Regions from separate parts of the Homo sapiens genome. Here region 2 is linked to region 1. Evidence: chromatin loops called from intact Hi-C (ENCODE). Cell type or tissue: GM12878. All regions are shown on one strand. Each heading gives the region's core, and the rest is flanking DNA. Links, peaks and the distances in the headings are about the cores only.

The links. Peaks named below come from ENCODE experiments on the same cell type or tissue, not always from the same donor. Only the 100,000 strongest peaks of a DNase experiment are listed, where the experiment ranks them.
Region 2: a loop joins it to region 1, with 9 times the contacts of the local background. A loop is called at or near these places in 3 of 110 quality-filtered maps.

Annotation. Positions count from the first base shown.
Region 1 is chr7:26,357,487-26,372,594 of GRCh38, forward strand. It overlaps SNX10 (sorting nexin 10), which reads left to right. Exons shown (of 7, transcript NM_013322.3): 3 at 3,489-3,575; 4 at 7,049-7,149; 5 at 7,561-7,659; 6 at 14,335-14,547; 7 at 15,005-15,108. The coding sequence ends at 15,086. SNX10-AS1 (SNX10 antisense RNA 1) reads right to left here. Exons shown (of 2, transcript NR_136272.1): 2 at 14,533-15,082. Among named protein-coding and RNA genes, the nearest start is that of LINC02981, 34 kb to the right of the region's middle. In GM12878, for the core only: a CTCF peak has its summit at 7,809 (motif pointing left); a DNase peak (open chromatin) is centred at 7,765; H3K27ac peaks cover 291 bases.
Region 2 is chr7:26,145,078-26,160,185 of GRCh38, forward strand. NFE2L3 (NFE2 like bZIP transcription factor 3) reads left to right here and starts at 7,121. Exons shown (of 4, transcript NM_004289.7): 1 at 7,121-7,991. The coding sequence starts at 7,422. RefSeq lists silencers at 6,910-7,289, 7,310-7,379, 7,390-7,459, 7,570-7,819, 7,830-7,899 and 2 more and enhancers at 2,727-3,399, 3,400-4,072, 7,081-7,875, 7,876-8,669, 8,020-8,209 and 4 more. In GM12878, for the core only: a CTCF peak has its summit at 7,070; a DNase peak (open chromatin) is centred at 7,036; H3K4me3 peaks cover 4,059 bases; H3K27ac peaks cover 3,868 bases.

The DNA.
Region 1 (15,108 bases), core at 3,425-11,424:
CTAGCTGAGGAGTTTGAACTTGAAGGTTATGGGGCAACCTTTGAAGGATTTTCAGAAGGAAAGCAACATCATCAGATACGTGTTTTGGAGCCATTCTTGTCTTCATGTGGGGAATGCACTGGATATGGGCCCCGAAATAAATTAGCAGTTCTTGCATTAATGTTGGGCAAGAGGTCCTTGAACCAAGGCAGTAGCAGAGGGAATAGTTGTCAGTGGTTCCAAGGAGAATGACTATGAAGGACTTGGTCTGTGTGGATTTGGGGAATGAGTCAAACAGAGGGGTCTAGGAGAACTGGGTTTCTAGCTGGGGTTGGTGGGAGATGCTCTTCACTGAGAAGGGGAGCAGGATGCTGTGGGAAGGGTATGGACATGGCGTGCTCAAGGGACTTCTAGGTGGATCAGGCTAGAGGCTGGATCCATGGGAGAGGTGCCTGCACTGGGATGGAGCTTTGGGTGGGGTCCATCAGCTCATGGGAGGGGGTTGAATGTGTTTGGATGAGGTCACCCTAGAATTGCAATAGTGTGCAAAGAACAACAGCCTGGGTTGGCTCTCAGGCACAGAAACGTTTCAGGATGCAGAGAGGGAAGAAGTTTGCCATCCACAAGAGAATAGTGATATTTAGCACTCCAACCAAATTAAAGATTTTCAGGATTGAAACAATATGTGGAGTCTTAGTGCTGCAATGAATTTTGAGTGTGCATTTAAAAGTTTAAGAGACACACACACATACACGGTGACAAGAGATGGAGGTGAAAAGCATAGGCCAAGAGCAGAGTACCTGGATTTTTGCTTCTGTTTCCATCCCTGGGCAGAATCTGCTTTATCACACTGTGATTAGGGGATATTATGGATATTTGGTTTAAAAATGGTTTTTAAATCCCTCTTATAATTTAGAATGTGCTTTTAAGAAATGATGGTTGTCTCTTAATGCGCATGAAAAAAATAAAGAAATAGAGAAGAAGAAATACTGGCTGGGGCACAGTGGCTCATGCCTATAATCCCAGCACTTTGGGAGGCTGAGGCAGGGGTGTTGCTTGAGCCTAGGAGTTCAGAATCAGCCTGGGCAACATAGCAAGACCCCATCTCTAAAAAAATTAAAAAATTAGCTGGGCATGGTGGCACCCGCCTGTAGTCCAGCTACTGGGGGCGGGGTTGGCTAAGGTAGGAGGATCATTTTAGCCCTGGAGTTTGAGGCTGCAGTGAGCTGAGATCGTACCACTGCACTCCAGTCTGGGTGACAGAGTGAGACCCTATCTCAAAAAACAGAAAAAAGAAAAGAAATAATGGCCAAAGAGCATCACTATAGTGTTATCTTGTGTTTTTTTTTTTTTTTTTTTGACCAAGTCTTGCTGTTGTTGGCCCGGGCTGGAGTGCATTTAGTGGCGTGATCTTGCTGCAACCTCCGCCTCCTGGGTTCCAGCAATTTTCCTGCCTCAGCCTCCTGAGTAGCTGAGATTACAGGCGCCCAACACCATGCCCAGCTAATTTTTGTATTTTTAGTAGAGATGGGGTTTCACTATGTTGGCCAGGCTGGTCTCGAACACCCGACCTCTGGTGATCCACCCGCCTCAGCCTCCCAAAGTGCTGGGATTACAGGTGTGAGCCCTGCCTATCTTGTTCTTATTCTATCCCCTAAATGATTTTAAAAATACACAATGAAAATATTTTAAAAGAAGACTTTTTGGAACAGTAATTCATAATCCCTGTCTACTAAAGACAAGTAGTGGGACAGAAGTCTCCAGTGCAAGGACAAAGTGTTGCCCTAGAAGGTGAAACTTGATAGGGGCAAAAGTTATTTTCAGAGTGTGGTGTATTTTTTTGATTAAAAAAAATCCTCTATGATGAAGAGTCTCATTTAATTATCTGCATGATTCAATGGAGGTGCTTTGTCCAGAAAGCCCCCGATCTCTCTTTTTCTTCTGCTCTCAAGCGTTCATAGCCTGCCTCTCAGATGTGCCCCAACAAGCAATAAGAAATGCCTGAATTCCAGCATTGAACTCCCAATCTTATCAAAAAGCTCTAATATTTAAAATCAAACTCAGTTAGCAAGTTTATGATCACTGAGTAAATAAGTTATACTTAAAAACTTATGTGAAACATGATAGTTTTTTGCTGTACATTTTCAAATTTTTAAACTAAACCTATTTAGTAAAGAGCACCTGTTAAAAAGTATTGTTTTAATTTTTTTTTTTTTTGAGACGGAGACTTGCTCTGTCGCCAGGCTGGAGTGCAGTGATGCGATCTCGGCTCACTGCAACCACCGCTTCCTGAGTTAAAGCGATTCTCCTGCCTCACAAGTAGCTGGGACTACAGGCACACGCCACCACGCCCAGCTGATTTTTGTAGTTTTAGTAGAGACAGTGTTTCACCATGTTGGCCAGGATGGGCTCAATCTCTTGACCTTGTGATCTGCCCGCCTCGGCCTCCCAAAGTGCTGGGATTACAGGCGTAAGCCACTGCGCCCGGCCTATTGTTTTAAATTTTGCCCCATGTTTTCTATTCTTATTATCTTTATAAAAGAACAAAATTATCTACTGTATATGATTTTTAATATCCCTAACTTCTATGTATAACACAAAGGTATTATGAAGATGAAATGATTTAATGTAGGGGAAATGTATTTTAAAAATAGAAAAGTATTATGTAAAAGAAGGTGTTCCTCTTTCTATTAATAAGTTATTATCGCTTATTCTCATGTGGCTGGGATGCATGCACAAAGTCAACTTCAACCCTCTTTGCTTACTTTTCCCATGAGCTTTGGTGTCCTTTCTTTTTCTTCTTTTGATACAGGGTCTCGCTCTTTTGCCCAGGCTGGAGTGCAGTGGCACAATCAAGGCTCACTGTAGCCTTGACCTCCTGGGCTCAAGTGATCCACCCTCCTCAGCCTCCTGAGTAGCTGGGACTACAGGCATGCACCACACTGCGCCTGGCTAATTTTGTATTTTTTGTAGAGATGGGGTTTCACCATGTTGCCTAGGCTGGTCTCAAACTCCTGGGCTCAAGAGATCCTTCCAAAGTGCTGGGATTACAGGTGTGAGCCACCCTGCTTGGCCTGGTGCCTTTCTTATTTGTGTCCTAGGAAGCACCTTACCCAGAAGGGCCCATTGTTTCAGTTTAGAGAGATGAAGAAAGTAAGAAATGATCACTTTTTAAATTTGAAAAAAACCTGAACCAATTATTTAAGATTAAAAATTAAAAATCAGTTTTACAGTATACTTTGTCTTCAGATAACCAGTAAAACTATCCAGAAGTGCTCCCACCTCAGTGTTGCATTATTTTAAAAATTCCATTATGTGGCAAAAGTGTGTTCTAGATTTGCTCGTGGTGCCTGATTCATTAACTTTACTTCTTGTTTTTTAAAGGATTACAAGTACCACATTGGTTAAAGCTCATTTCAGTTTTGTTTTAGTGCAGTCGTTTTGTTCAGTTCTTTCCAGTCCTACTTGCAGTTCTGAAGAATATTTCTTTGTTTATGATGCCATTACAGGAATTTGTAAGTGTCTGGGTTCGAGATCCTAGGATTCAGAAGGAGGACTTCTGGCATTCTTACATTGACTATGAGATATGTATTCATGTAAGTATGTAGTCAGTAGAAATAGTAATTTTGAGGGACTTTTATGGGATACATTTTATGGGATAAAGTTGACACTTGTAAAAGTTTTTCTCATTCAAATAACTGAATTTGAATGATTACAACTAATGCTTTTATCTTACATGAACTAGTAAGATGGTTCCTAAAGTTGAAAAATTACTTATTTGAATCCCTTATTGTTCCTTTGTTAATATTAACATTTTAATGTTTATTGCCTTCACATGTGAAGATGTGCACGCATCTAAAATGCATGGGTAAAGAGTACTTATAGCTCATTAATGGCATTTCTTATGATCTGCTATAGCATATTTCTGGATAATATAATGCCTGATAACCTTCAAGTTTGAGAGGATATAGAGTTCTTTGGAAAAGAGATGTGTGGTGTTTTATATATAGAATCAGAAGGTGGGAAATGGATATGTGCAATTATTGTGATTAATTTATCTAGAATCTGAGTAATTAATGTAACGAGTAAGCAACTAGAAATGATGTGCCTTGCGTGGATGCTACTGTATCACAATCTCTTGAAAATGTTGTGTGGTGTGTGGCCTTCTGTGACCATCTTAAACAAGGGTAAGCAAACTTCTCTGTAAAGGTAGTAAATATCTTCAGTTTGTGGGCCATACAGTTTCTGTCGAGACTACTCATTTCTGCTGTTGCAGGTGAAAAGCAGCCACAGACAGTGCATAAATGAATGAGCATAATTGTATTCCAATAAAACTTTATGTGCAAAGACAGGTGTCAGACCAGATTTGGCCCTCAGGCTGTAGTTTATTGGCCCCGATTTTGAGGATAATACTCTTTGCATCTAAACCAGATGCATATCAGATGCAAACTAAATTAGTTCAACTGGGGAGCATAGCAATTGACCCAGATTGTATCCGTGACTTCATAGCACAAGTGAAGTAAAATTTAGCCATTATTTAATCTTCCCATTGTAAATAGCTAACTTGGTATATTGGACACCCAAACACCAGCTGTAGAACTTTTCTTTTTTTAAATTCTCCTTTCTTCTCTTTTTTCTTTGAAGTTTCCCCAACTTTGAAAATAAAAGAAAAACTCAGAACTGCTTTTTTGATTGTGTTGTAAAGCCATTCCAGGATATGCCATGTATTTTGATTCTGTTTTGGTTTTACTTATAAGCTCACACTAGAGTTGCATTCTGTGTGGAAAATTATGACTATATAAGAATAAGCATTTGAAGTAAAATGAAATAGTTTTAGTTGCCTTCTAACTTTCTGTAAAAAAATTGTGCGTCCTTATCACACACTTCATGATAGGCATGAAATTTAATTATTCCCAGGAATTAATGAAAGTATAGATTCTGCTCTGCTCTATAAATAGCCTGATGTAAATTCAGAAATCTCCATCTGGAGCCAGAAATGATGGGTTCCACAAATACTATTTGATGGTGTCCTGGCACTTTTCTGAAATGCTAATAAATTGACAATGGATAAGCCTTGGCTTGGTGGACAGCAAAAACAAGCAAATAGATTTATTAGAGGAACTTAATCAGTTAGTGATCTCAGTATCCTCTAATCTTGAAGAGACTTCCACCTGTCATACAATTAAAAGTGGATGGCAGAGCTAGGGAGTTCTGGTTGGCTTCTCTTAGTTGTTAACCCATAGAGCTTTGGAGGTAGAGAAGCTGGTCTTTAACTTGTTTAAATTAACCTCAAGGGAGATGATGTCACACAACTCTGGGATCTTAACATTTACTTGGAATTTTAAATTAGTAGACCCTAGAGCTGGGTAGCCATCATAAATACTCCCCTGAACCTGCCCTGCAAATGAAGGACTTATGGATCGACCTTAGTCTGGTGTAGGTACCAGGTGGATTTTTAGTTATTGACAACCATGGTGGTTGTGAGCAGAGAAATTAAAGGGAATTTAAATGGACCCAGCCTGTGTGTGAGATGTCAGGAATCCCTGTGGTGGTCTGGGATTCTTTAGGGAGAGGGTACCGGGAAGATAACCTGCTCAAGCCTTGTTAGGGGACTAGTTCTGGTATAACATGGTCTGCAAACCTAGTCCCCAAGGAGCACAGTAGAGTGAGGCCCTGGTGTGTTATAAGTCCACCCACAGGATGTTATTTGCCACAAACTCCTTCCAGCGGGTTTTGCTGCCATATCGTTAAAGATAATGGGATTTAGACCAGTGGCTACCTTGGGGATAAGCCTTTTAACCTGTCTACATTCTGAAGTTTTCTGAACTTTACAAAGCATAAGCATACCAGGAACCATGTCATATATTTCATGAGAACAGTTTGAGAGCTAATGCACATAATTACTTAGATTTCCCAAGGAAAACAATCGCTGGGCATATTAAGTGATAGAATAATAATTTTTGAAATAGTACTGATCTTGGGGGTAAAGAATTGTTTCTCATTTAGATTAGAAAATCGGATTTTGAAATACAGAGACTAGAGATACTCATATTTTCAAAAATCAGGAGAAACAAATATTTTGGTAGTCGCTTGTTTTACTCAAAGGAGAATATTTACTCTCGTCTTATGTTTACTCAAAGGAGAATATTTACTCTCGTCTTATGTTTACGCAAAGGAGAATATTTACTCTCGTCTTATGTTTACCCAAAGGAGAAGCATTGTGGCTGAGCTTAGCATGGGGACACCATCGGTGGCTTTTTCCAAGTCTGCCTTAGGATAGCTGGAAGGAAACCAACACTTAGTAACTAACAGTATTATTAATAGATAACATTGGTCAAGTGCTTATTATCAATCCTCACAACCACCCTGTGAATTAGATATATACTAGTTCATCCCATTTTAGTACTGAGGAAACTGAAGTTTGAGTGACTTGCCCTGTAGCAGAACCAGGACTGGAATTCCGGTCGGCCTGTCCTCTATGCCAGATGTTTATCCCCACGTACCACGGTCATTCTCTGGCTCGGACGGACACGCTCCCTCTCACATACAGTAGAGAAGGGAATGCTGTTCTCTAGGATTTCTGGTGATTTGTATGATCTGCAGGGTGGCCATGTCAAGGAGATGAAGATTTCTGCAATGTCTCATAAAGGGTCATGAGGAGGTGTCTCTAAGCCCCAAAGTTTCCTCCAGCTTACGTGGATGGTGGTAAAATGCAACGGATGAACCTGAGCTCCTACCTGTCATTTATATGTTAGGATTTATTTTTTATGATTTATTCTTGAAAGCAGTGCTCATAGGTGAGTAGGAGGCTCCTTCAGGATGCAGGGAGTGGCCAGGTCATACCTCACCCTGGGGCAACACTGCTTATTTCCATCATCCTGGCTGTCTTCAGGGCTGTTATGTTCCTGGGTTATGTGCAAGATTTCAGAGTACTGGCATAAATATAAATATATGTTTGGTGGTTTAAATCCTATTTAGAGTGAATGTTGAGATCATATTGTGAATTATAGATACAAGAAATGCATTTTTTTCCTCAGGTAAGACTCATTTTTCTACTTTCTCTGTACAGACTAATAGCATGTGTTTTACAATGAAAACATCCTGTGTACGAAGAAGATATAGAGAATTCGTGTGGCTGAGGCAGAGACTCCAAAGTAATGCGTTGCTGGTGTAAGTGATTTAGAGTATACTGTGGAGACTTTGTCATTATATTCAGTATTTAAAATTGACGTTCATTAAGATATATAAGATATGAAGGATTTTTATAGGCTTTTGCCTTGATTACAATATGTAGCTTTAGTTTCTTAGCTACTGCATCTGAATTTAAAATTTATCACTTAAATTTCACCAACTTTGATGGGTATAGGCCATGAAAGGCCTCAGAAATGTTTAAAGATGGGTTTTTCTTTAAGCTGACTTCCTGATACCCTTATTATATAACTATATAATGTATAATCATAATTATAGAATAACTGTGTGATAATAATCATCATACATAATTTGCCTTCACTTTGAGGGATTTCTGTAACAGAAGCACCTTGAGTTAATCATTTAAAAACATTGTTTTTTCTTTCTCCTAAGACAACTGCCAGAACTTCCATCTAAAAACCTGTTTTTCAACATGAACAATCGCCAGCACGTGGATCAGCGTCGCCAGGGTCTGGAAGATTTCCTCAGAAAGTGAGTGTCCAGAAACTTTTGTGGCCAGACAAGGGGTGTGAGCAAGTGCTTTACAAGAGCTGCATGGTGGTGTGGGGAAGAGTGTTCCTGTTTCTGAAATGCAAATAATCTGCACTAGAGCAAAACCCAGTGGCCCATTTCCTATATTAGAGCACCATCTTGTGGCTCACATCATCTCGTACATATTTGGGACCAAGTCTTCTAGAAAGAAAACAATGAACAAATTGAATTAAATATCTGGTCCTTTAAGCTGTCAAGCAGATCTAAATTACCTGGGCGTTTAGCTGACAAAAGTAAAAATTTGCCAGGAAACAAATATGCCTAATCATCAAAAGGCACTTCTTAAAAACTGTCTTTCTTTACAATGCTTAGAATTTACAGACCAAAATCAGCTCAGTAACGGGCTGCTAATATCCTTCTGGGTTCCTCTAATAGTTTAACGCTGATCTTTGAAGGGAATGTTTATAAAGGAGTATTTGGTGGCGTGTGAACAGTCTCAGTGAGTTATTAACTCTGGATTACTCTGTGATGGTGGGTATTGCCGTTAAAGCTGCCTGAGTTCACACTACCAGTGATTTCCCTCCCCCAATCCACTCTCTGGAATGCTGGAATACCCAGAATGCTAGAGGCCATATAGCACGCTGATTTACACCTAGACTCCGAGGCCAGGCTACCTGAGTTCAGATCCTCGCTCTGCCACTTACTAGCTGGGGGCTTGGGCAGATCATTTACCTCCTCTGCCTGTGTCTTCCCATCTATAAAATGGGGTAATCATAGTACCTACCTCATAGGGTTGTTGAGAAGATTAGACAAGTTAGTGACTGTAAAGCACTCATGACAGTGTCTGGCATGCAGTGTGTGCTATCTTCATGTTGGCTGTTATTATCTTAATGCACTTAGACATGAGACAGCTTTTGCTTTCCTAATTTCCAATTTTGTAGATAAGGAAATAGGCTGAGTCATATGACTACTAGTTACTGACAGGACCCAGTCTCCTGAACTGTTTCTTTTTCTAGTAGTTTCAGGATCTGAAGTCATCTCCTTTGGGGTTCACTAAATAGGACCTTAGAGCTAGCCTGAAATAAATATACTGCCTCCTCCCCATTTGGCTCTCTCATAAAGGGTTTGGATATTAAGTATGCACATTAATATTAATATTTATTTCTATTAGATTGACTTAGTGCCTTTTCTTTGAAGGTGTCCTAGAGGCATACAGAAAGATCCAAGATTATAAATTGAGGGAGAGTGGGCCAATGAAGAGAAGCCAGAGGAATAAACATGGCAAGAGACCAGAAGAACTGATTAGCAGAGCCAAGTCCTCCGAAAACATTTCATTGTATTTTTGGGGGGTATCACAGGCATGGCAGGACAGAGACCTGGCCAAGTTTTTCCTGCCCTTTCCCCTAGAGGAGGCCTCTGATTTTAATTGTTGTCTCTATGAGGCCCAGGTGGCTGATGGCCTCTCCCTTGAGATGTGGTCCCTGCCACACAATTCTACAGAATTGCCTGTCACTCTAGTGTAGGACATGTTGTCCTCGGGGAGCTGTGGCATCTTGTCTTCTGTAGGGAAGTCTTATTTCAGGTCAGAAGGCAGCACGTACCTCTGAATTATATTGCTGGTTAAGTGCAGGGTATGTGTTTTTGACCAGGAATTACTTCGTTGTTTTGAACACAACCTTTCTATCCACAGTTGATCTACCCAAATGAATGACCCTGTGAGTGTCATTCAGCCATAGTGGGGTTATGCTTGTGCCAGGTTATTTTTGCATAGTGCATGGTTTGACTGTTTGCTGGTTGTGTTTGATGCAGATGTCATAGTAGAAAGTGTCCTGGTTCAGGAACTCAAGGAGCCGGGTTCTAGGTCTCCCATAATCATGGTTCCTGGTTTTTTTTCTAGCTGCATGTGAGCCTTGGAACAGTCACTTCATTCCTTTTAAGCCTTTGTTTGCTATAGAGTGGGATAATAGTACCCACACATAGCCAACCTCACTGGGTGGTTGTGTCCTACAGATGAAAAGGACTTGAAAAAAACTCTAAAAACCATGCAGCGATCCTTCATTCAATAGATGTTTATTAAGTGAATGCTTTGGGCCAGGCTGCGTGCCACGGACATAGGACTGCACAGAATGAACAAGTCCTTGTCCTGACACTTCCTTCTAGGGGGAGCACTGTGTACACATCCAGGGCTACGGCTAGATTCATTAACACTGAATCTGGATTGTCATCCGATTGGATTGTCAAATCATGGAATTGGCAGGGGGTTCTCTTGTGATATCATTTGTTCCCCTGTGGTATGTGAACATTTGTCTACAAGTTAATATTTCACTTTAAAAATGAAAGCTGGTGCTTCCACACAGCCTAAACCTGAAGGAAGTGAGGAGTCAAATACCACAGGGCTGGCTTCAGGCCTGAACTGAGCTCTGCGGCCCCTGCTGACCCTCCCCAGCCTCCCTTCTGTGTCCCTCAGATCTGTGCTTGCCCGGGTTGTGTAAGGTAGTACCCTCCATGTCTTTGCCCCTGGTGCCCCCTCCCCTCACCCAACCAGGGTCCACTCTAGGGAACTGGATGTGATGTGTACCTTGGCACTGTGTCTTGGCCCCAGTTTGACATCCTCTGAGCCCCCACTGGTTACCTGTTAAGTAGGGCCAGCCATCAATAGCCTGTACCTTGTTTGTAGAGGAATTTTAGGAACCACAGCATTAAAACATGGAAACATGCTTGTATTGTAGGTTTTTCGCATGCATTTTTAAAGCCTGGTTTTCATGTGAGTTTTGAAGTTATGAACCAGAAGCACTAAATATGTTCAAACCTTTTGAAACCACAATGTCTTTGTATATGTGTATATATACCTATTTTTCTTTAAGGTCATTTGTGAAATGATACATATGTAATAAGAAAGTACTGATCTTTGTAGAGGAATTGGAAAATTGTTTCTTTGACTAGGTGCCAAATAAGAATAATTTCTACCATTTATCGAACACTTTCTACGTGTTTGGCATTTTACATGTTTTAGTCTCAGTACTAAAAATCTTAGGAGTTGGGTATTATCTCAGTTTTATAGATAAAGAAATTATAGGAAAGATGGACATACTATATGAATCCCAGAACCTGGCAAATTTAAAATTAGCAGTACTCTTAAATGCTGGCTAAATTTGGTATGATTGTGAGATTTTTCAAATATATTCATTTTTCTTCAGTCTTAACTATAATCTCCCTTTTGTATTCTTGCCCCTGAGTAATTATAAACTTAAAGTCCCTTCTAATAGTTATGAAAAGAAAGTTATAGGCTAAAAAATATAAACTCAGTAAGTCTCTAACTATGAAAAATGGAATTCCTACTAATTTTTAGGTTTGAATGGGATTTTCAATTTAGGTTTGAATAGATTTGTTCATGACTGGGAGCCGCTTCCCTTCTTTACTGAATTCATCCCATTAATACAACTACATTTACCCTACAGTTTAGACTTTAGTATCATGGTTTTGTATTTCTTCAAATATTAAGGAATATTAAAGATTTTTTACAAAAGGCTAGTGTTGAACCATGACAGCTAGTTTTACACACACACGATTTTTATGTCTTTGTGTTCAATAGAGGGCACCACAGCATAGATCATGAATGTCTTCAATGAAGATTTGTAGGTTTTATTTTTTCTTATAGTAAGAGCTAAACAGGCTGAGTTAATTTTTTTTTTCTACATCAAACTGCTAACCTTCCATGTACTATGCAGTTATGTATATATATCATTGTATTGGGTTCAGCAGACCCAGGACATCCTTAGTTAGGATGAAATGATTTTGCATAGCTATATATTCTCAGCTAAACCAGCATATAATACATCTAATAAAATCATGTTGAGGAAAACTGTGCTTTTCAACTGTGTCCAGTTTAGGGAAAAAAAACAGATTTTGCTTTGTTTAGTCTAAAACTGTTATGGGGAAAGGAATAACTTCTGATTTGCACTATAAATATCTTTCTAGAAATTCTTTTAAAATCCTAGAGGCTATTTTTTATTCCTTTTATAAAGGTTTGAAAATCATATACTTTTTAAATGGAGGTTTCTACAAATGACATTTTATTGACTGTTTTACAAAGTACTCTTTATATTAGGTTTGAAATTGATTTTGGGCTATTAGATTTGTTTGTGGAAAATATGGCACAAACATGACTAAGGAAAAAATAGTATTTAATATTATGATGGTGGCAGTCACAGCCCTCTCTGATAGTAAGCCAAATAGTACTCAAAATAAATTAATTATGCTCACCTAACCAGATGGGAAAACACTCTCAAAAATTTTCATTTTAAATTTCAGAATGAACTATCTGACTAAAATAAGCATATAAATACATTTAAAAATTATTTTTGCTTATTTAAAACTCATGGAGTATGGTGGCATGAATTTAGCCAGAGAAACAGAGGAGATTCCAAAAACCAAAACTGTACCTAGCCGACTCACTGGTTTGAACTCTAGGCCTGGGGGAGTGTTCAGATGTCCCCTCCCCAGCCACATCTTTCTGGCTCTTTGGAATTGTGAGCTGGGTGAGCCTGGCTCCTTCTCTTTTCATCTGTGTGTCCTCCAGATGGCAGTATTGAGCAGAAAAAGAAAACGCTGGGAAATAATGAGTCTAATGTACAGTAAAATTGGAAATTGAATTATAGCTCAAGAAAAAGGACAGTAGCCTTGAGGTCCCGATCAACCTGGACTCTGATCACTTTTGTTTGCTGTACCCATGTGTTAAGTTACTAGCAAGTTAATAACAACACGTGAGCAGTTCAAGGCTCAGTAGAATTGCTTCAGACATGAAATAAAGCTAAAATGAATTTGTGTCCAATATCATTGGCATTAGTGCTCATTACTGTTGTGGTGTAATGCCTCAAACCATCTAAAATCAATTTTAAAGATTACCCATTATTTTATAAAGAAAATAAAACACATTTCCAACAGAAACAAAGCCACGAGTACAATCCCATGAACAGTTCCTTGTACTTATGGCAGGCAGGAAACCGCTGACAGAGGCCACAGGAAACACTCTGCTCAGACTTCACAGACTTCACGATCCAAGTTCGTATTAATGGATTGTTGCTCTATAACTCTTCTCTTAATCTGAAGTATTTAAAAACAAGAATGGTGAATATTTGTAAATGTAGAAAATAAATCTCAAAGAGTAGTAAGAGGGATTTACTACTTAGCTACTTGTACTTGGTAAATTAATCATTATCATGTGACATGGTCATCTTTTGGGAGGACCCAGGGCGGAGGACACAGAGGGAAAAAGAAGGATTTAGCTGCTTTGCTTGAGGTTTTGCCTTTTAAAAAGCACAAAGGTTTTACTTTTCCTTCTAATAGACCAGTAAAGAATATTTTCTCAAACTGTAAACCTGCTGAAGCAAAGGGGACAGCTAGATTTTGGTTTTAATACTGTGCATTTTTAGGCATTTTTGCCTTTGTTAAGAAATAATTGTTTTATTTTGTAGAAAAGGATTTGGTATTATAATGACCTTGGATTTTCACTAAATTGATATTAATGGCCAAAAGAGATTTACTTTCCTTATTACTTGTTTAAACAAGCAGAATATAAGGTAAGGTTCATTTGGTCTGAAATACATGATCTATTTTTCACAGATCGTTATATCGGAAAAATCTTATGTTGGACAAAATTCTACTTGGGTTTTAGTGTGTTAGTTTTGTCCCCTGTATCTGGTCTTAGTGTCTCCTCTTACATAATTATTGAACTATCAGTAGAGACTAAATGATCATATGTCAACATCTTTGCTAAAAGATAAACCAGTTTTTATTTAAATATAAAGGTATACTTTGATTTGATTTCATATTCTAAGATGTGCATTTCAGAGAAAACACATTCACTAATATGAATTTGAGCATCTGTAGATTTTGCTACAGGATAGTTTTTAATCTTCCATGTAGTTCTGATGCCCTGGTTGAAATCTGTTCTGTCTTTGTAAACTTTGATCTTAAATGTGGGAAGAGCAGTATGTATTCATCACAAAATTATCATATTTTAATTATATATATGGTAAAGTTGGCTGGGATCAATTTTATTTGGTTGCTCATTTTGACAACACAGAGATTCAGTGCTCCTAAAGATTTTGGAGAAATTTACAGTTAACCTTAAGTATTAAAAAAAGCCATCTCTCTCATGAGCTGTCGTAAACATGCCCTTAAGTATATAACTGTAAAGTTTTAAAATGTAAAATATGCTGAGAATTGTATTTTCTTCATATAATTTTTAATAGTAGTTGAAAGTTTTGATGTTTCATGACAGCCTATCCCATAAAGATCACTGAATTGACATGCTGTTGGCAGTAAATTTTTTAAAGTAGAATAACTTTCTATGACTATATAAGCAAAATATTTCCATAATTAATCCACATGGTAATAAGAGATGGGTAAATTGAAGAAATGTCCTTGAAGTTATTCTTTTAACAGATGTTCTTAACTATTAGCTTCATGTTTTTACCCACCTAAATTTCCAAATAATTGAATAAAAGTTAACATATGCTTTCCTCCCCTTAATGGGCAGAGCCCATAATTGATACAAAGTTTACCACAGTAGAGAAATTACCTTCAGTGGTACTTTTCTAATGTTTTTCTTTCTTCTACCCTATCACTGACCATCCTGTTCACCAATTATTTTTCCTTTTTTTTTTAATATAGAGTCCTACAGAATGCACTTTTGCTTTCAGATAGCAGCCTTCACCTCTTCTTACAGAGCCATCTGAATTCAGAAGACATTGAGGCGTGTGTTTCTGGGCAGACTAAGTACTCTGTGGAAGAAGCAATTCACAAGTTTGCCTTAATGAATAGACGTTTCCCTGAAGAAGATGAAGAAGGAAAAAAAGAAAATGATATAGATTATGATTCAGAAAGGTATTTCCTTGCATTTTGATTTAATGTATATGTATTTATATAATACATAGTATGCACATATGCACGTGTATAGATATATATACACACTTCACTTTTTTGTTGATATAATACTAAGATAATGAAAAAATTAATTGACTGAGATTTTATTGAGCTGTGACAGCTCATCATAGTAGTCTTCACACACACCTCCACACTGAATTAATGAATGCAGTAGAAATTCAATTATTTGCATTCTGATTATGTGACTTTCATTTAGTCAGACTTGAATTATTCGCGTTTAAATTATCTAGCTAAAAAAATACCCAACTGCACTCCAAATGGCTAATTAAAAGTCCAAATTTCCTGTCTCTCTTTGTGACTGGAGATAATTAAAGTTCTCCTCTGTTACTCAGGCTTTGAGTGTGTTGTGAAAACCAATTTCCTCTTTTTATTATTTTCCCCCTCTCTTCTTTTCCAGTTCATCCTCTGGGCTTGGACACAGTAGTGATGACAGCAGTTCACATGGATGTAAAGTAAATACAGCTCCGCAGGAATCCTGAAAAATAATTCTAATGTTACTAT
Region 2 (15,108 bases), core at 2,497-10,496, 210 kb before region 1:
GGTGGATCACTTGAGTCTACGAGTTCAAGACCAATCTTGGCAACACAGAGAGACCCCATCTCTACAAAAACTACAAAAATTAGCCTCATGTGGTCCCAGCTACTCAGGAGACTGAGGTGGGAGGATCTCTTTGGGAGGGTCTCTTCAGCCTGGGAAGCAGGGGGTGCAGTGAGTCAAGACTGCACCACTGCACTCCAGCCTGAGTGACAGAGAGAGACTCTGTCTCAGAAAAAAAAAAAAAAAAAAAAAAAAAAAAGAAAGAAAAGAAAAGAAAAAAAAAAAAAAAACTCCAAACCCACCATATATACATAGGTCTTTGGTCTTTGTCTCTGGCTCCCGGCCAGAGCGCCTAAAACCCTTAAAACTTACAATGTGATAAGAGTGGGAGAGGAAAGGGGCTAGAGATTGAGTTCAGTCCCCAAAGACTAATGAATTAATCAGTCATGCCTGCAAGACTGGTGTGTGGTGGCTCATGCCTCTAATCCCAGCACTTCTGGAGGCCAAGACAAGCAAATCACTTGAGGCCAGGAGTTCGAGACCAGCCTTGCCAATGTGGCGGAACCCTATCTCTACTAAAAATACAAAAAAAAAAAAAAAAAAAAATTAGCCTGGCATGGTGGTACATGCCTGTAGTTCCAGCTACTAGGGGAGGCTGAGGCACGAGAGAATCACTTGAACCCAGGAGGTGGAGGTTATAGTGAGCCAAGATTGCGCCACTGCACTCCAGCCTGGGCAATAGAGCAAGACTCTGTTTAAAAAAAAAAAAAAATCATGCCTACACAATGAAGACTTCATAAAAAATAAATAAACAGATAAATAAAAGGACAGGGTTTGGAGACCATCTGGGTTGACGCACTCATAGAGATGCTGGGAGGGTGGTGCACCTGGAGAAGTTATGGAAGCTCCGTGCCCCTTCCCCATACCTTGCCCTATGTGTCTCTTCCATTTATTGTATCTTTTATAACAAACCTGTAAACATGAGTAAATGTTTCCAAGTGTTGTGAGCCATTCTAGCAAATTATTGAACCTGAGAAGGGGGTTGTGGGAACCCCCAGTGTATAGCCCATCAGTCAGAAGTTCAGAAGGCACAGATGAGATTGGCATCTGAAGTGAGGTCTCATGCTAACCCCAGGCAGATAGTGTCAGAATTGAATTGAGTTGGAGGACACCATGTTGATGACCCCAGATAACTGGAATCAAAGAATTGCTTGGTATCGAAAACCCACACATTGGTTGTCAGAAGTGTTGTGTGAGAGTATAGAAAGGAGGAAAAAAGATTTTTCTATTTAGAGGTCTACAAGAAATTGCCATGTTTTGTTCATCTCATACCAGGTAGGGGTGGCCATGTTTTAGTGGTTACTATCTTTCATGGCAAGTTATAATTTCACGTTTAAAGGGTTAAGCCCTTTAAATATATCTAGGGACTAGAATGTACTACTGTAAAGTTACTTCCTAGTTATAAATTATTCATTGACTATATCATTAACTGTATGGCACAACTGCAGTTACATTTTCAGCTTTTCCTTCTACTTGACTGATGTCTACCTCTTTTTCTTTTTTAAATAGAAACAGGATCTCACTATGTTGCCCAGGCTGGTCTTGAACTCCTGGACTCAAGACTGGAGGTCCACCTCTTTTTTTTTTTTGCAGACAGAGTCTCGCTCTGTCACCCAGGCTGGAGTGCAGTGGTGCAATCTTGGCTTACTGCAACCTCTACCTCCCGGGTTCAAGCAATTCTCCTGCCTCAGCCTCCAGAGTAGCTGGGACTACAGGCACATGCCACCACACCCAGCTAATTTTTTGTATTTTAGTAGAAACAGGGTTTCACCGTGTTGCCCAGGCTAGTCTCGAACTCCTGAGCTCAGGCAATCCACCCGCCTCAGCCTCCCAAAGTGCTAGGATTACAGGCGTGAGCCACTGTGCCCGGCGAGGTCCACCTCTTACACAAGGTATACAAGTTATCTATGACTATGTAGCAAATTACTCAAAAATGTAGTGACTTCAAACAACATTTATTATCTTAAGTTTATTTCTGGGTCAGGAATCCATGTGCAGTGTAGTCCTCTTGCTCAGGGCCTTTCACAAAGCTGCAATCAAAGAGTTGGCATGGGCTAGAAGCCAACTTAGTCACTTCAAGCCTCAACTGGAGAAGGATCAGCTTCTAAGCCTACTCAAGTGGCTGCTGGCAGGCCTCAGCTTCTCTCTCACTGGATATTGGCCTTGCCACATGAGCCTCTACATAGGACTCCTTAAAACATGGTAACTTCCCTGCTGGGCATGGTGGCTCATGCCTGCAATCCCAGGACTTTGGGAGGCCAAGGTGGGTGGATCACCTGAGGTCAAGAGTTCGAGACCAGCTTGGCCAGGGAGAGCTTGGCCTCTGCCTCTGCCTCTGCCTCTCCCTCTCCCTCTCCCTCTCCCCACAGTCTCCCTCTCCCTCTCTTTCCACGGTCTCCCTCTGATGCTGAGCAGAAGCTGGACTGTACTGCTGCCATCTCGGCTCACTGCAACCTCCCTGCCTGATTCTCCCGCCTCAGCCTGTCGAGTGCCTGCGATTGCAGGCGCGCACTGCCACACCTGACTGGTTTTCGTATTTTTTTGGTGGAGACGGGGTTTCACTGTGTTGGCCGGGCTGGTCTCCAGCTCCTAAACGCGAGTGATCCACCAGCCTCGGCCTCCCGAGGTGCCAGGATTGCAGACGGAGTCTCGTTCACTCAGTGCTCAACGGTGCCCAGGCTGGAGTGCAGTGGCGTGACCTCGGCTCGCTACAACCTCCACCTCCCAGCCGTCTGCCTTGGCCTCCCAAAGTGCCAAGATTGCAGCCTCTGCCCAGCCGCCACCCCTTCTGGGAAGTGAGGAGCGTCTCTGCCTGGCCACCCATCATCTGGGATGTGAGGAGCCCCTCTGCCTGGCTGCCCAGTCTGGAAAGTGAGGAGCGCCTCTTCCCGGCCGCCATCCCGTCTAGGAAGTGAGGAGTGTCTGCCCGGCCGCCCATTGTCTGAGGTGTGGGGAGCGCCTCTGCCCCGCCGCCCCGCCCCGTCTGGGAGGTGAGGAGCGTCTCTGCCCGGCCGCCCCGTCTGGGAAGTGAGGAGCCCCTCCGCCCGGCAGCCGCCCCGTCTGAGAAGTGAGGAGCCCCTCCACCCGGCAGCCGCCCCGTCCGGGAGGGAGGTGGGGGGGTCAGCCCCCGCCCGGCCAGCCGCCCCCTCCGGGAGGGAGCTGGGGGGTCAGCCCCCGCCCGGCCAGCCGCCCCCTCCGGGAGGGAGCTGGGGGGTCAGCCCCCGCCCGGCCAGCCGCCCCCTCCGGGAGGGAGCTGGGGGGTCAGCCCCCGCCCGGCCAGCCGCCCCGTCCGGGAGGGAGGTGAGGGGCGCCTCCGCCCCGCCAGCCGCCCCGTCCGGGACGAGGGGGGGGTGCCTCTGCCCGGCCGCCCCTTCTGAGAAGTGAGCAGCCCCTCTGCCCGGCCACCACCCCGTCTGGGAGGTGTACCCAACAGCTCATTGAGAACGGGCCATGATGACAATGGCGGTTTTGCGGAATAGAAAAGGGGGAAAGGTGGGGAAAAGATTGAGAAATCGGATGGTTGCTGTGTCTGTGTTGAAAGAAGTAGACGTGGGAGACTTTTCATTTTGTTCTGTACTAAGAAAAATTCTTCTGCCTTGGGATCCTGTTGATCTGTGACCTTACCCCCAACCCTGTGCTCTCTGAAACATGTGCTGTGTCAACTCAGGGTTAAATGGATTAAGGGCGGTGCAAGATGTGCTTTGTTAAACAGATGCTTGAAGGCAGCATGCTCGTTAAGAGTCATCACCACTCCCTAATCTCAAGTACCCAGGGACACAAACACTGCGGAAGGCCGCAGCGTCCTCTGCCTAGGAAAACCAGAGACCTTTGTTCACTTGTTTATCTGCTGACCTTCCCTCCACTATTGTCTTATGACCCTGCCAAATCCCCCTCTGCGAGAAACACCCAAGAATGATCAATTTAAAAAAATAATAATAAAATTAAAAAAAATACAAAACAGCTGGGCTGGGCGTGTTGGTGGGCGCCTGTAATCCCATCTACTCAGGAGGCTGAGGCAGGAGAATTGCTTGAACCTGGGAGGCAGAGGCTGCAGTGAGCCAAGATCGCGCCATTGCACTCCAGCCTGGGCAACAAGAGCAAAACCTCATCTCAAAAAAAAAAAAGAAAAAACAAAAAAAAAACAACAACCATGGTAGCTTCCTTCCCCCAGAGTGAGGGCTCCAAGAGGGAGAAAGTGGGAGAGAGGGTAAGCAAGATAAAAGCCACTCCATCTTTTTGTAATCTAAACTCAGAAATGAAAGCCCACCATTTTTGCCATATTTTGTTTATTAGAAGCACATCACCAGGTCTAGCCCACACTAGGGAATATAGGGAAGGGAATAATCACTGGACATTATCTTGGGAGTTGCCTACCCTACCAGGATGCCATTTAAGGTGGTGCTTCTCAAACTAACCCTTTGAAGAATCAACTTTAAAAAAATTTTTTCAATTTGTTGCAAGTCAGCACTTTTGTCAAATAAAATAGAAATTCATTTCTAGAAAAATGAAATTACAAAGGCATTTAAAAAACCCAAAACCTCAGCTCATCTGTTGATGTTGTAATGATGTCAAATTGCTATAAAAATTTCTTTAGGCCAGGCATGGTGGCTCACACCTGTAATTGCAGCAGTTAGGGAGGCTGAGGCAGGAGGATCGCTTGAGCCCAGGAGTTCAAGACAGGCCTGGGCAACACAGCAAGACTCCATCTCTACAAAAAAAAATTTTTTTTTCTTTAAATTCTCAATTCTATTACTTATCTCATTTGGATCAGAAGCAAATAGTTTACACATGAGCATCAGTTTCAGGTCAACCTTTGAGTAGCACTGATTTCAGGATTTTATGAATGCAGATGACTTTTCAAGGCTTTTACAAGACAATGGTTTGGACTTTTCACTTGGCTATTCCTAGATGGAGGATTCTAGAAATAAACCTAAAGAGAAGTTTTTCCTTCTAATTTCATTCCATTCTCCCCATGCTCCTAAAAGTGGGACTTTTTATTGTGAGTAAAGTCAAGGGTATGTAGGATTGTCTCCTGGTTAACACTTTCCTGCAAGGTCTTTTAGGTACCCTTGTTCTTCCCACCAGTCAAGAGCCAGAGTTAAGCCATGCTTTTGAAGTGTATAGTCTGAAAGATATTTAACACTATGATTACCAATTCACATTGTAAAATGGTGAGGGGTTAGCCCACTTCCCAACAAATGTTAGAAGTTTGTATGTGCTTCCTGTTCCCAGTCTATTCAGATTTCTCAAAATACATCTCAAGTGTAACCTCCTCAATTCAACTAATATTTTTTTTGAGCATCAACTGTGTGTAAGATTCTGGAGGGCACCGCCTTGAAGAAGGCACCGCCTCTACTCTCAATAGTTTTAGAGCTCCCTATATAAACCTTGAAGTAATTTACATCTAAGTATTTTGGCAATTGAGTACATTATTTCTCTTGTTTCTTAGTGTCTCACAAATTTTTATCTCATCTCCCTAGTAAAACCATAAGCTTACGGAAGGAAAGAACTCCGTTTCATATCCTTCATGCCTCCAGCACAGCCTCAGGCAGTTAGTAGGTTCTCAGTAAAAAGCTGAAGGCAGCATTTACTAAGCTGAGACTCTAAATCCGCTGTTCAAAGACTAAATGCTGTGAACGGGGTCTTGATAACCTGGCAATCACCTTTCTTCATCCTCTTTGCCACCCCAACCCATCTTCCAAGGCTTAACACAGAGGAAGCAACTTTCCTCTGCTCCCCTGTTTCTGCTCCCCTGGTCCCCATTCTTTTCTCTTCTTACTACACTAGCCCAGGAGAGAGATGAGAAAGCCAGGTGGAGGGAGGGGCCTTTTAAAACAAGTCTTGCTCAACTTTTTACACAACTGCCCATTCTCAGTTGGGCATCCCCTCCTGTCCCCTTTTCTTCCAAGGAAGGGAGCTAAGGTTAGTAAAACCTACCCTTGCAAGGCCCAGTGCTGGGTACTGTGCATGGACAAAGGTGAACCAAACAGGTTCCTTGTCCTCAAGAATTTACAATGGGCAAATCAGACCGATTCTCATCTACAACACAGAGTTGAATGGGCCAACTGTTACAATGTTGGCAAACGGAGAAATCACGGTGCAACAGATGGGGGAGAGATTAATGCCAACTGGTGAAAATTCAGAGGATGTAGCTTTGGAGCTAAGCCTTGAGGGTGAGTAACACAAACAATGGGTAGCAGGGAGCACTTCCTACCCATGCAGTGCTGTGGTCGGTGGTTTACATGCATTATCTCATTTGGGGCTCACAAAAGGTCTGCTGGGGAGGTGCTATTATTAGTCTCATTTTACAGTGAGAAAACTGAGGCACAGAGAAAAGGAGAGATTTGTCCAAGGTCGCCCCTCAAGTGGAGGGGGGACTTGAACTCACTCAGGGTAACTGTAGAGCTGGTGCTGTCAACCCTCAAGGAAACAACGGATAAGGAGCAAAGGATACCGAGAGGAGGTCTAGCACTATGCAGAGCACGCCCAGAGAAGAGAGAGGGGTCTGTGAGGCTGGGACTGGGGTGTGCGGAGTGGTGGGATGACTGATCCCAATGGCAACGGTGGAATTTATATGTGAAACTCCGAACTTTACACGAAATATTTCATCTGACCTCAACACATCCCTGTTTGACAGGCTCTATGATCCCCATTTTACAGATAGCGGAACTGAGACAGAGAGGTTACTCTTGCCCACTCTGCCCGCCAAGTGTCCTCACGTTGGGGTGGAAGCCCGTTGCAAGCTGCCAGGCCCCTCGTAGCTGCCCAGTCACTCTCCGCCCAGTCTACACATCCTGTCCCTTCCCACCCAGCTACCCACCACCTAGCCCTCCACCCCAACTCCCGCCCTTGGCTTTCAGCAAGGATGGCCCAGCTCACGGCCACAGGGTGGCAAGGGGCCACTTGGTGCCCAGAACAACTTCTGCTCCCAGAAAGCCTTGCGTTCCCCGGACATAAAGAGGCTTTGAGCTCGGGGAGCCCCGCCCCGTGCGGCCCCTCCCACGGGCGCGGGCCCCGGGCGGCAGGGGGCGTGTTCCTGTCGGCTGCGCCCGCGGCCGGGGGCGGAGCTTGGCCACCGCGCCGGGCTGCGGGCGGCTGGGCGAACGGGCTCGGCGCTCAGGTGGCTCCTTCTTCGCTTCTCCCGATCCCCGGCGGTGCCAGGCACGGTGCCGGCTGCCGAGGGAACGCCTTTGTGCCCGGTGCTGGGAACCCGCGACGGCCGCCACGCGCCCCGGTCCATTGTTTCGCTTATCTGGGTTCCAGGCAGGTGCGGGCGGCGCGCGGGGTCCGCACGTGTCACCCCGGCGGCTGGGGCGCCGGGACCCGCGGGCGCCGGCAGGGGCGTTCCCGGGCGCGCGGCGGCGATGAAGCACCTGAAGCGGTGGTGGTCGGCCGGCGGCGGCCTCCTGCACCTCACCCTCCTGCTGAGCTTGGCGGGGCTCCGCGTAGACCTAGATCTTTACCTGCTGCTGCCGCCGCCCACCCTGCTGCAGGACGAGCTGCTGTTCCTGGGCGGCCCGGCCAGCTCCGCCTACGCGCTCAGCCCCTTCTCGGCCTCGGGAGGGTGGGGGCGCGCGGGCCACTTGCACCCCAAGGGCCGGGAGCTGGACCCTGCCGCGCCGCCCGAGGGCCAGCTGCTCCGGGAGGTGCGCGCGCTCGGGGTCCCCTTCGTCCCTCGCACCAGCGTGGATGCATGGCTGGTGCACAGCGTGGCTGCCGGGAGCGCGGACGAGGCCCACGGGCTGCTCGGCGCCGCCGCCGCCTCGTCCACCGGAGGAGCCGGCGCCAGCGTGGACGGCGGCAGCCAGGCTGTGCAGGGGGGCGGCGGGGACCCCCGAGCGGCTCGGAGTGGCCCCTTGGACGCCGGGGAAGAGGAGAAGGCACCCGCGGAACCGACGGCTCAGGTGCCGGACGCTGGCGGATGTGCGAGCGAGGTAGGTGCAGAGCGGGAAGCGAGCGAAGTGCGGCGTCTACGCCGCCGGGAGCCCCCGAGGCTTGTGTCGGATCTGAGCAGGGGCCACTCTCGCTGTGTCCTGGCACCCTTAGCCCCTGGTCTTTGCAGGTTCGCAGATGCTGCTGCTCTGATTCCGAATGAAGGGCTACTAGTGCTGTCGCTGTGGTTTTTAGGTGTTTAAGGAAGAAGTGGACGAAATCATCCGTTTGGTTATAGAGAATACCTTTCCTTGTGTGTGATGGCTGGCAAGAGTAGTTCGGGGATGGGGAGGGGAGAAGCAATGCCCACTGTCTTCGCTCAGTACCTCATGTACACTGGGGTGTCGTTCTCTGGGACCCGTGCCCGACCTGGACGATGTGAAGGAGGCCGTGACCTCTGGGAGGATGCATGTTTTTAAGAACGACTCTCCCGGCCTAACGCAAGGACCTTCGCCCTGTTTTCAGCCCAATTGCTGTTCGTTTTTGCTGCTTCCCTGGATTAAGGAGCCATGGTCAGGGTCTATTCAGAGGCCAGCCGGCAGGCGGTCCCCCTGTGACCTAACCATCCCCTGCACCTAGCAATCCTCCTTCCTGGAATTTGTGTAACCTCTTATTAGCATAACGAAAACAGGTACCTTGGCAGTCACTTAGTGACTAACAAGTTCCCTTTGGTTTATGGGTCCAAACCCTTCTCTGGCTTAACTTCTTTCTGAAACCAAGTTTACCAAGATCTGTTGCTTGAAACATCTGGTGCTCCCCATGGAACGTTTGAGTTCAGTCTAATGACACTTTAACACCAGTTTCCACAAAACCACTTTACCCAAAGTTCCTTCCAGGGGACTTTTAAAATTCTGTCTTGGCTCAAACTTTAGTGTTTGCAACTGGTAACGATCAACCAGTGGTGATCAACTAATGTTCTTCGGGTGTTGTTTTTGTGGGGCGCATTCTTATGCAAAATGGGAATTGGGGCTAAACTGGTTTGTTTGTTGCTCTTCAGAATTGCCGTTTGTGTAGGCTGTTGCCAGACAAGCTTCTCCACCCTCCTGGAGGGGTCATTGTGTGGAAGTGCTCGGTGATTCACTGTTATGCTGATCTGAGCCCTTCCTCTTCCTGGGGACCGGAACCAATGGGGTGGGGGCCAGTGAGAGTCTTGGAGGGATCCTTCTGTGTTCAGGATATACTGTGGGAGGTTCTTCCCCACTCACTCATCCAATCTGGACCCCATGGGGTCTGTCTCACCTAAATGCTCTGCCCTCTAATAAGTGAGTACTTGTGCACTACCACCATTCCTGGTTCTGTAACACAGAGTTGAAACCTAGTGCTGGATGCTGTACCAGATGGCACTCTGCCACCCACACCCGAATGCCAACCTGTGTGCAAAGTGCACAGGGACCTGGAGGGAGAAGAGAGGAAGCTGTTCAGTCCTCGGAAACTTCCCTCCCGGCATCACCTGGGAGACAAAGTGGCCTTCCCTTGGCTGTTTTTTTGTTTGTTTTGTTTTAAAGACAGGGTCTTGCTCTGTTGCCCAGGCTGGAGTGCAAAGGTGCAATGACGACTCACTGCAGCCTCAACCTCCCCGGCTCCAGCAATCCTTCCACTTCAGTCTCCCAGGTAGCTAGGAGAACTGGCGTGCACCACCATACTGGCTGATTTTTTGTAGAGACAGGTCTCGCTATGTTGCCTAGGCTGGTCTCGAACTCCTTGGCTCAAGTACCCATCCCATCTCAGCCTCCCAAAGTGCTGGGTTTACAGGCATGAGCCACCATGGGTGGCCTAGACTGGCAGGCCTGCCTTGGAGGCATTTTTTGAGCCTAGGCCAGCCAAACCACTGTGGAGGCTCTGAATCCAGCTTTCCTAGGGGAGAGAGTGAAGTTCCCCGAGAACCATTCTCCTGGCAGTGCCTTCCTGGCTGGGCTGGCATGTGTGCACCATGTTCACTGCTGGGATGACCTGGTTACATTCAATCTGGCAAAAATCAGCTGTCCAGCTCCTTACAGTTGTCACGGCCAGTTCACTTTTGTTGCCTTTTACATCAACCTTGTGTGGTGCACTGGCCAGGCACCCTTATATACAATTTGTACTTAAGAAAAATAGGGCTGAGTGCGGTGGCTCACACCTGTTATCCCAGCACTTTGGGAGGCTGAGGCAGGCAGATCACTTGAGGTCAGGAGTTCGAGACCAGACTGGGCAACATGGTGAACCCCATCTTTACTAAAAATACAAAAATTACTTGGGCGTGATTACACATGCCCGTAGTCCCAGCTACTCGGGAGGCTGAGGCACGAGAATCACTTGAATCTGGGCGGCGGAGGTTGCAGTGAGCCGAGATTGTGCCACTGAACTCCAGCCTGGGTGACAGAGTGAGACTCTGTCTCAAAAAGAAAAAAAATGAAGAAGAAGAAGAAAACTAGAAGCCTAGGTTAGGGATTTGGCTAAAGCCACATGTCAGTGCCAAAAGAGAGACCAGAGCCTGAGTCTCTTGACTCTCAGACTGGCACATTAATTAAGTACCTACACGGTACTCAAGCTCTTGGGACATCTAGGACGTCTCAGTGCATCTGGGATGGGGTGACTCAGCCTTCCACTGCCCAGGCTAATCACTCTCCAGTGCTAGATTGTGCCATTCATAATGAAGAGGTTGCAATTTGGAACCATGACTTTGGGGAGAAAATGGGCTGGAAAAACAACACTGGTCTTTGCGGTCAGCTAGACCTGGGTTTGGGAGTATCACCTGCTAGTATGCCCTCCCATAAGCTGCTTGAATCACTCCAAGCTTCAGTGTCTCATGTCAAGTGGGAGAGGAATGTGTACTCCAGGGGGAGGTGTGCTGATTAAGTGGGAAAAGCCCATGGGAAGAGCAGCATGGTGCCTGGATTGTAGCTGCGCTCTTCTGCCCTCCGTCCTTAACCCACCCTCCTTCACCTGTCCCCACTCACTGGATTCCTTTTGGCTTGTCTGCATATCTAGTTTGGTTGGTTATTGAAGAAGTGGGGTATGCTAGACCCAGACTGCCTGGTTTTGAATCCCAGCTCTACCACGTCTGTGACCTTGGACAAGTTGCTTATCCTTTCTGTGCTTCATTCTGTGTGCATTCCCATGCACAATGGGAATCAGAAGGGGCTTACCTCAGAGGGTTGATGTGAGAATTAAAAAGTTCATTCCATGTAAAGGGCTTAGAACTTGCCTGTCACTTAAGTGCTTAGTTAGTAAATGTTAGCTACTGTTAACTTCAAAGAGACGAAGTGCTTTGTCCCATAGGAACATAATTTTTAATTTTAAAAAATAGATAATTCCGGTGGCTTACATTTGAGTTGCAGGAGTTTTATAGTATAATTTTCCATAATTTATGTACATATGCAAAAATATTTTGGAGTAGGGGATTTTCCAAGTATCAAAAGGAGTACTGTTTTGGTTTCACTTCTTACTGGGGCTTATCATGATCTGAAAACTGACTCTGGAATTCCCCAGGGCTGACACGCTTCCCTTCATAACCACAGTCATTCACAACGGATGAAGCATGCATTCTTCCAAGTAACACACAGGTTAAACAAAGAAATGAACAGTTTTTGTAGAATTGAATGTGTAAACGTATGGAACAGCTGCCTACAGCCAGCTTCAGTATTTCAGAGAGCTGTTGCCACTTTGAAACTGAGAGGGCTTGTAGTCATTTTGATGTGGTTTCCTATCCTGGTACAGAGACCCTCTGCTGGGTGAGGGGTCTGGTAAGACCTCTTGATTAACTGCCTGAAGAAACTGTTGGGCTGGGCCGGGTGTGGTGGCTCACACCTGTAATCCCAACACTTTGGGAGGCCGAGGCAGGAGGATTACGAGATCAAGACATCGAGACCATCCTAGCCAACACGGTGAAACCCCGTCTCTACTAAAAATACTAAAAATTAGCCGGGCACGGTGGCACGTGCCTGTAGTCCCAGCTACTCGGGAGCCTGAGGCAAGAGACTCGCTTGAACCTGGGAGGCGGAGGGTGCAGTGAGCCGAGATCGCTCTACTGCACTCCAGCCTGGGTGACAAAGCGAGACTCCATCTCAAAAGAAAAAAAAAGAAAAGAAACTGTTGGGCTGGTTTCTTCAGGGCACAGAGAGAATCTGATCCAGTCAATATTTAATTTTTTTTGGGACAGGGTCACTTTGCCTCCCAGGCTGGAGTATAGTAGTACCATCACAGCTCACTGCTACCTCAACCTCCTGGACTCAAACAATTCTCCCACCTCAGCCTCCCAAGTAGCTGGGACTACAGACGCGCACCACTGCTTCTGGCTGATTTTTTTTTTTTTTAATAGAAATAAGGTCTCTCTGTGTTGCCCAGGCTGGTCTCAAACTCCTGGGCTCAAGTACAGGCATGAGCTACTGCACCTGGCCTCAATATTTAATTCTAAGAGTAAAGGAAAGAGAAAGAAGGTCCTTGATTGTTAAAGTAAAAATTGTTTTTCATTTCAGAATAAAAAATAGTCCCTAACTCCTGGGCAATTGGACAAGAGATGAAATTTCAGACATTTGCCTGTTTTTAACTCACAGCTATGTTACGGAAATAGTCTTATAATTACATACATTGCGTTTATGACAAGCGTTCACAGTGGGATTTTCATTTTGTTTACTAAAGGAAGTTGTAAAGGTGCACTATTGTCTTTGTATGGGAAAGGATGTCATAAGTTACTGTATGAATTTGCTAGGGCTGCCATAACAAATACCACAGACTGGGTGGCTTAAACAGAAATTTATTCTCTAACAGTTCTGGAGGCAAGAAGTCCAAGATCAAGGTGTCAGCAGATTGGCCCTTCTGCGGGCTGTGAGGGAGAAAGTGTTCTACAGCTCTCTCCTGCCTTTTGGTGGTTTGCTGGCAATCTTTGGCATTCCTTGGTTTCTTCTCCATCACCTGAGCTCTGCCTTCATCTTCACATGGCATTCTCCCTATGTGCATGTCTGTATCCAAATTTCCCTTTTTTGTTGTTGGGGTTTTTTTGTTTTGTTTTGTTTTTTATTTTTGAGATGGAATCTTGCTCTGTCTCCCAGGCTGGAATTCAATGGCGCAATCTCGGCTCACTGCAACCTCTGCCTCCCAGGATCGAGCGATTCTCCTGCCTCAGCCTCCCAAGTAGCTGAGATTACAGGCGCCTGCCACCACGCCCAGCTAATTTTTTAATTTTTGTAGAGACGAGGGTTTTGCCATGTTACCCAGGCTGGCCAGATTTCCCTTTTTATAAGGACATCATTGGATAAGGGTCTACCTTCCTTCCTATCTTAACTTACCTAGTTACATCTGCAATGGACCCAGTTTCCAAAGTATGGGGGTTAGGAGTTCAACATGAATTTTGGGGACACAGTTCAATCTATAACAATCACCATCTTCCTTCCATCAATTCTTGGGGTGTTCAGCTTGCTTATGATTAAAAGCTAACTGAGCTGTTTCTGAAAGCAGCTGGTCTATATGGAGGATCATTTGCATAGGACTTGGTGTGTGCTCCTGAGAAAATCTGGGGTTTTGCTGGCTTGATGTGCAACCCTGAGGAAGCTTGGCTCAAACCATCTTTTTCCAGTCAGTATTTCCCCTCCATTAGTAGGTTACAGAGAAATCATCTTTGCCAAGTCTCTTGTATCATTCTCCTTCTTTCCATGACCCCTACTTCTCAACCCACACAGTGGGAAATGAGCATGCAGGGCCCAAGCCCTGACTTGAGGCAGGCTGGTCTAGGGGTCTTGTGTGCTGGCCCTGGAGTCAGACCAGCTGGGGAAGATCCCAGTGCCACACTGGCTGTGTGATCTGGGGCACACTTCTTAAGTGCTCTGAGCCTTGGTTCCCTTATCCGTAAAATGGAATAGTAAGAGCACCTTAGGGAAGTGGTGGTGAGGATTGAATGAGATAGTGCAAGTTGAGCAGGGTTGATACACTATTAATAATTCAGGTGGGGCTTGTACCGCTTCTTCCCCAATTTACTCCCGTCCATTGTGTTGTCAGGTGCAGGTTTCCAAAGCACACCTTGGTTCGTCTCTCTGCGTTTTGTGGGATGCCTCCTCTAGCTCGCCATTGCCTACTTATTCAGTATTTTGTCATTCAGGGCTGCCCTTGTGGCTTATGTGACCCAGCCCCCAGCTGCTCTTGCTGGGCCTCTCCATGTAGCCTTCTTTCCAGGAGAAAACTTTCTTCATCCCTTTGCCCAACAACCCTATGATCTCCTGCCCTTTAGTCTGTTCTTACCTTTGCCCGGAATGCCTTCCTTTCATTCCTCTCAAGTCTTTTATGGTTAAATTCTCAAACTCAGCTCAACCATCACCTCATCCATAAAACATTTCCTGTTCTTCCCTTTGAGCCCTATTGCACTCTGTAACATTTCTTCTATAGGACTTGGCATCCTCTCCTTTGAACTGCAGTGGCTGGAATGTGGAGACTGGGTCTTGGCTTTCACCTGAAATAGCACCCAGGGACAGGGTTAGGAGCAGAGGTCAGTTCAGCCAGTGTCTGTCTGTTGAGCACTTATCATTCATGACATTGTGTTTGCAGAACTTCAAAGATACCATGGGTGTGAAGGTGTCTTGGGTCCTTCAAGGCCCGAGTCTCAACTAGAAAGTAGGTCAGATCTGAAATCCTGATGGGCCATCTGACTATTTAATGCCAACTGTCTGAGTGGATGAGGGCAGTGGAAAGCAGACTTTCAGGCTAGCATTATAATTAATCAAGTGGTGAAACTTGGGATTGCCTAAAGTTATATAGCAAGTTAGTGACCTTGCTAGGAATAGAACAGGTCACTGTTCTTAAGCACTGAGTAAACCATACCTTCTGCTCACTATAAAACTTCAAAGGTAAAAACAAAAGTCTGTCTCGTTCATGGCAGCCTTGTGATAGGAAGAGTTTATTCTTAAAATCTTGTTGCTTTTTTTTTTTTTTTTTTTTGAGAGATAGGGTCTTGCTGTGTCACCCAGGCTGGAGTGCAGTGGTGCAGTCATATCTTACTGCAGCCTCAACCTTCTGGGCACAAGCCATCCTCCTGCCTTAGTCTCCCAAGTGGCTGGGATCACAAGCATGCACCACTGCACCTGGCTAATTTTTTAAAAATTTGTTTGCAGAGACAAGGTCTTGCCATGCTGCTTAGGCTGCTCTCAAACTCCT